Regions from separate parts of the Homo sapiens genome. Here region 1 is linked to region 2. Evidence: read pairs that join two places in POLR2A ChIA-PET (ENCODE). Cell type or tissue: A673. All regions are shown on one strand. Links, peaks and the distances in the headings refer to the core of each region. The heading gives the core; the rest is flanking DNA.

The links. ChIA-PET counts read pairs that join two places held together with the same protein. Peaks named below come from ENCODE experiments on the same cell type or tissue, not always from the same donor. Only the 100,000 strongest peaks of a DNase experiment are listed, where the experiment ranks them.
Region 1: POLR2A ChIA-PET joins it to region 2 with 5 read pairs; 2 of 35 experiments call an interaction of 5 or more read pairs at or near these places.

The regions. Positions count from the first base shown.
Region 1 is chr13:97,849,843-97,852,755 of GRCh38, forward strand. No RefSeq gene overlaps it. Among named protein-coding and RNA genes, the nearest start is that of IPO5, 100 kb to the right of the region's middle. In A673, for the core only: CTCF peaks have their summits at 1,326 and 1,539; a DNase peak (open chromatin) is centred at 1,569; H3K4me3 peaks cover 616 bases; H3K27ac peaks cover 2,328 bases.
Region 2 is chr13:98,187,455-98,190,367 of GRCh38, forward strand. The region is part of intron 1 of FARP1 (FERM, ARH/RhoGEF and pleckstrin domain protein 1); the gene reads left to right. Among named protein-coding and RNA genes, the nearest start is that of RNF113B, 12 kb to the left of the region's middle. In A673, for the core only: no CTCF peak of the experiment used is centred there; no DNase peak of the experiment used is centred there; H3K27ac peaks cover 940 bases.

The sequences.
Region 1 (2,913 bases), core at 138-2,637, 340 kb before region 2:
CTTCAGGTGGCTTTTAAACATGGCCTCAAATTCTCCAATACCCTCCCTGATGAGAGCTGGGGTCTACAGTCCGTGTTCTAGAATCTGGGTGGATGTGTGACTGTAGAAGCCAGAAAAGAACAGGGAACGGGACCCTGGGTAGCTTAGGAGTCCGGCCAGCTTACAAAGCCATGCAGCTTCCACCTGGTCACCACAACAGTATCATCTTTGGGAGCCCTGAGCTACCGGTATGAACTCTAACTACCTGCAGCCTCCATGCTTGAGAGGCTATGGTGGGTCAACAGTCCCCATGGAGCCCAGCCTCCCAGCCATTGCCATCATCACTAGGCATGTGAGTGAAGCCACCCTGGCCCCTCCAGACCAGCCCCTCTGGCTGCTGATCATTACTGAGGGACCCTGTCAACAACCATGTGGAGAAAATAATCATCTAGATGAGCCCTGCCCAAATCTGTGACTCACAGAATCATGAGATAGAATAAAACGGTTGTTGATAAAGCCATTAGTGTTAATGTGGCTTGTTATATTGCAGTAGATGACCAGAACGTCCCCAGACCTCTTCCCCAGTTCAAATGCCATGTGGCTGCCTAGAAAAGATAGGTGGATGAGGCAACCTTGTTGAACTAAAGATTTCAAGATGATCTGTGGCAGTAAGTGAAGTGCCCAGGGTAGGAGCTGGGGCTAAACATGCAAGTTCCTGCCCAGCAATTAAAAACAACTGGAGGCTTCTTAGAACTCAGCTCTGGCCAGGCGCGGTGTCACGCCTGTAATCCCAGCACTTTGGGAGGCCAAAGTAGGTGGATCACAAGGTCAGGAGTTCGAGACCAGCCTGACCAACATGGTGAAGGCCTGTCTCTACTAAAAATACAAAAATTAGCCGGGCGTGGTGGTGCACACCTGTAATCCCAGCTACTCAGGAGGCTGAGGCAGGAAAATCGCTTAAACCTGGGAGGCAGAGGTTGCAGTGAGCCAAGATCATGCCACTGCACTCCAGCTTGGGTGACAGAGCGAAACTCCGTCTCAAAAAAAAAAAAAAAAGAACTCAGCTCTCTGTAGGGGATAGATCATGTCCAGAGAGAAAAAGAAAGCAGCCTCGGTCCAAATCAGGGCACATGCAGATCAGCAGGGTATTGAAACCAGTCAGATACGGCTTAGTTTCTGAATATCTAAATGATAATCCTAATGAATTATCTTGAGCACTGTGACAGGCAGAATAATGATCTTCCCAAAGATGTCCACATCCTAATCCCCAGAACCTGGAAATATGTCAGGTAACATGGCATTAGTCCATTTTCACATTGCTATAAAGATACTACCCAAGACTGGGTAATTTATAAAGGAAAGAGGTTCAATTGACTCACAGTTCCACAGGGCTGGGGAGGCCTCAGGAAACTTACAATCATGGCAAAAGGCGAAGGGGAAGCAAGGCATCTTCTTCACAGGGTGGCAGGAGAGAGCAGTGCAAACAGGGGAAATGCCAGACACTTATAAAACCATCAGATCTCCTGAGCACTCACTCACTATCACGAGAACAGCATGGGCGAAACCACCCCCCCATGATGCAATCACCTCCCTCCCTCCACACGTGGGGATTACAGTTGGAGATGAGATTTGGCTGGGGAGACAGAGCTAAACCATATCACATGGTAAACGAGAATTAAGTTGCAGCTGGAAGTAAGGTTGCTAATCAGCTCACTTTAAAGTAGATTATCCTAAATTATCTGAGTGAGCCCAATGTAATCCATTTACAAGCAGACAAGGAAGCAGCAGAGAGTCAGAGGAGGATGTGACCAGAGAAGAAAGTCAGAGAGAGGTGATGTTGCTGGCTGTGAAGATGGAGGAGGGGCCACAAACCAAGGAGAGTGAGCAGCCTCTAGAAGCTGGAAAAGGCAAGGAAACTGATTCACTTCTGGACTTTCCAGAAGAGAACACAGCCCTGCCAACACATGAATTTGAGCCAAGTGAAGACTTCTAACTAAGCCAAGCGTGAGACTTCTAAATTACAGAAATATAAGGCAATAAATTTGTGTTGTTTCAAGCAACTGTGTAATAATTTGTTACAGCAGCAATAGAAATTATTACAAGCAACTACTATGTTATAGATGTTATATTAGGAGCAAAGAATCTATGAGTATACTGCCTTATTGAGTCCTTGCAAAGAAGTATTGCTATCACTGCTTTTTAGATGCCAAACCAAGGTTCAGAGCAGATAAGCAATGGACGAAAAGTCCTGTATTAGTCCGTTCTCCCATTGCTATAAAGAAATACCTGAGACTGGGTAATTTATAAAGAAAAGAGGTTTAATTGGCTCATGGTCTGCAGGCTGTACAGGAAGCATGGCAGCACCTGCTTCTAGGGAAGCCTCAGGGAGCTTTTGCTCATGGTAGAAGGCACAGTGGAGGCAAGCGTCTTACCTGACAAGAGCAGGACCAAGACAGCGGGGAAGGTGTTATGTACTTTGAAAAACCAGATCTCGTGATAATTTACTGCCTCACTGTCATGAGAACAGCACTGGGGGGATGGTGCTAAACCATGAGAAACTGCCCCTGTGCCTCCAAAGCACTGAGCACCAGCAAATATTTAATGCTTAACAGACTGCCTGACTCATACTTGAATACTTGAAGAATCAAAGATGCATGGATGGATGGATGGGTGGGTGAAGGGGTAGATGAGTGGGTGGGTAGATGGGTGAATGGGTGGGTGTATGGATGGATGGATGGATGGATAGATGGTTGGTTGTGTGGATGGTTAGATGATTGGATGGAAAAATGGGTGGTTGGATGGATGGTTAGATTAATGGCTGGGTAGATGGAAGGATCAATAAATGCGTGGAAGTGTGGATGGGTGGATGGGTGGATGGATGGATGGATGGATGGATAGATGGATGGATGGATAGATGGTTGGGTACATGGATGG
Region 2 (2,913 bases), core at 251-2,750:
TTGATAAAGGAGCAGAATGTTGGCAGGTGGAGATGTGGGGGAGGAGGATCCAGGCAGTGGTAAGGAAGGGGGCTCTGTGTCCTGGGGAGAAATAGAGAAAGTCTTGGAAAGTAAGTTCATGTCACCTTACAGGGCCTTGAATGTCAGGCGAAATAACTTATTCAACTTCGTAGGTGATGAGAGCTGTGGAAGGCTTTGAGCAGGAGAGCAACATGGTTATAGCTGAGTGGAAATCATTTGAGTCCAGAAGTTGCTGGATTACCATATGGAGCTGGAGACTATAGCTGCAGAAATCGTGTGGCTGTTGAAATAATCTAGTGGAGAGGGCTGTTGGGGACATGTACAGTTAGTTATCTTATTTTCATTTTCCTCCTGTTGATGTAATTTCTGTGACCAGAGTCTTGTTCTATTTTAATCTGCAAAGCATGCTGTTCAGTATGACATGTAATAAATGTTGAACCCTCTTTGGGGAGTCAGTCAATCATGAAGACAATTATTTTGACTTGAGACAAAGAAAATGAAAGTCCTGAGGAAAAGTGTTCACATTTGCTATTTTAAGCTGGGAGAGCAAATGTTCTCAGAACTCTGCGGTCCCTTGGATTGGGTGCAGTTTGCTCTGCTGAGCGTGAGTTGGCAGCCCTGCCTGCTTGAACATGGCTGCCGCTTGTTGTTCAGGTTGAGTGGACTTTCCTGGTGGGGCCGAACACCCCTCGCATTTCGGCAGCACCCACGTGGGCCTCTTGTTCACAGGAGTGTCCTGAACAGAACAGTTTCTGTAAGAAAGAAGCCTTCATAAATATTTGTTAAAGAAGTTTCAGGCCGGGTGCGGTGGCTCACACCTGTAATCCCAGCACTTTGGGAGGCCGAGGCGGGCGGATCACGAGGTCAGGAGTTCGAGACCAGCCTGACCAACACTGGTGAAACCCCGTCTCTACTAAAAATACAAAGAAAAAAAATAAAGCTGGGCGTGGTGGTGTGTGCCTGTAATCCCAGCTACTCGGGAGGCTGAGGCAGGAGAATCGCTTGAATCCTGGAGGTGGAGGTTGCAGTGAGCCGAGATCATGCCATTACACTCCAGCCTGGGGGACAGGGTGAGACTCCGTCTCAAAAGAAAAAAAAAGGAGAAAGAAGTTTTCTAGCTAGAAAGGAGAGGCTAAGATGTCTGAAGGCTTAAAGCGGTGCCCTTGTGCCTTGACTGCTTCCTGGGTTGCCCAGGCTGACCTGCGGGTCCCCTGTGGGCTTCACTATGGCTCTAAGGGAGGTGGAGTCTGCGGTGTCCACACCCCCTGCACTCTGAAGGACCCTCCTTCCTTGAGAGAAGTCCCTGCGAAGTCCTCCTTCAGAAGTGTTCGGGGGGTGAAACGGGGACGCATGTCCTGCACATCCGAGGCTCACCGTATGGGCCCAGGCTCCTTTCTGTCATTGATACCAATTGACCTTATGTGTGCTGAGGACAGTCTTTGGCCCTGGACCCAGGATGTTTCTGAGGTTACAAGTCCAGCTTGGTGGCAAACCGATAAGGCCCATGAAGGCTCGCCAGCTCCACAGGTGTCAGACGGGCCTCAGGGCAGGAGTGTCTTTCTCCTCTCCTTGTCCTGTGATGCAGGTCACTTCCCATGATGTCCCCAGTGAATGGCCCGGGCTGGGTTGCCTGATGGGTGCTGGCCTGTGGGAATGTACTCCTTAACAAGGAGGAAGAGCCAGGTGTGCCCAGTGGCCAAGAACATGAACCCATGCCCCCTTGCAGGGCTTCAAGTAGATCAGGCAGCTGGGGCAGATTTCTTAAGGCTGTGGTCAGAAATGAGTACTTTTTTTTTTTTTTTGGTCATCATAAAGCAGTACAGGAAAAGCACTTAAAATATATTTAAGGCCTTTAATTTATAATGCATTCTTAAATAAATGTTCTTTGTCTACCTAAATTACCATGGACTGTTTCAGACCAAGTTCACAGAAGGTATTTTTTCATTTTTTGTGCCATACTTTGGTCATTTTAACAGGCAGACAAGAACAGCTTTTGATGATGAGAGAATCATTAAAGATTCTGTTAAGAAACCTGGTATTATAATGAGCAGAACAGAAAGGAACTTGAGTATATGATAAATTAGTTAACCAGATTATGTAAGTTGTAGGAATAGAAATTCCCTAACCAGCCCAATATGTATTCAAATTAAATACGTATTCGAGAGGGAGAATATTTACTTATTATTGCCATGCATATTATAGAAAACTTCTCAAGTCAGGCATCGTTGAATTTTCAATTTAAAAACTAGTTTGAGGCATAATGTAATAAATCTGTTTTGCATTTTTATTTTCAGTTTCCCAGGAAAGATTTCAGTTATAGATGGTGTATTATCACAATTTCAGGAGCAACAGTTGAGATTTGTGATTTCTATTAACCAAAGCCTTTTGGGTTGGCTATTCTTGTTGAAAAACTTAATTAAAAATTATTTTTTACTGCTTATTTAAAACATTTTTACCTTTTTCATGCAAGTTCTCTGTCTTCAAATTATACCGTGTTTCCTTTACTAGAAATGTCTGTATTTAGTGACCGAAGATTGCCCTTGTCTTCTGTTCTTGGCCAGTTGCCACTGTCCCTCCCCCTCATCCCTGCACCGTTGGTTCTCTTGACCCTGTCTGTAATGGCTTTATATTAACTTTTCTCTTTTTGAGTTGATCCGCTGAAAAATTTTAATGGTGGTGGGATTAAAGAGATCCCCACTTCTTTGTCATTTCCTTTAAAAATATTTTACAATTTTCTCCTTTTCTACAAGGTTTTTTTGCATCAATATAGGAACAATTATGGTGCAAACCTTTTACAACAAACTCTATTCCTGCATTGTACCTCCACACCACCAGGGTAAATGGTAAAACTCTGAGAACTTCCCTTTTTCTCAGGCTGTTGTTTCTAGAGAT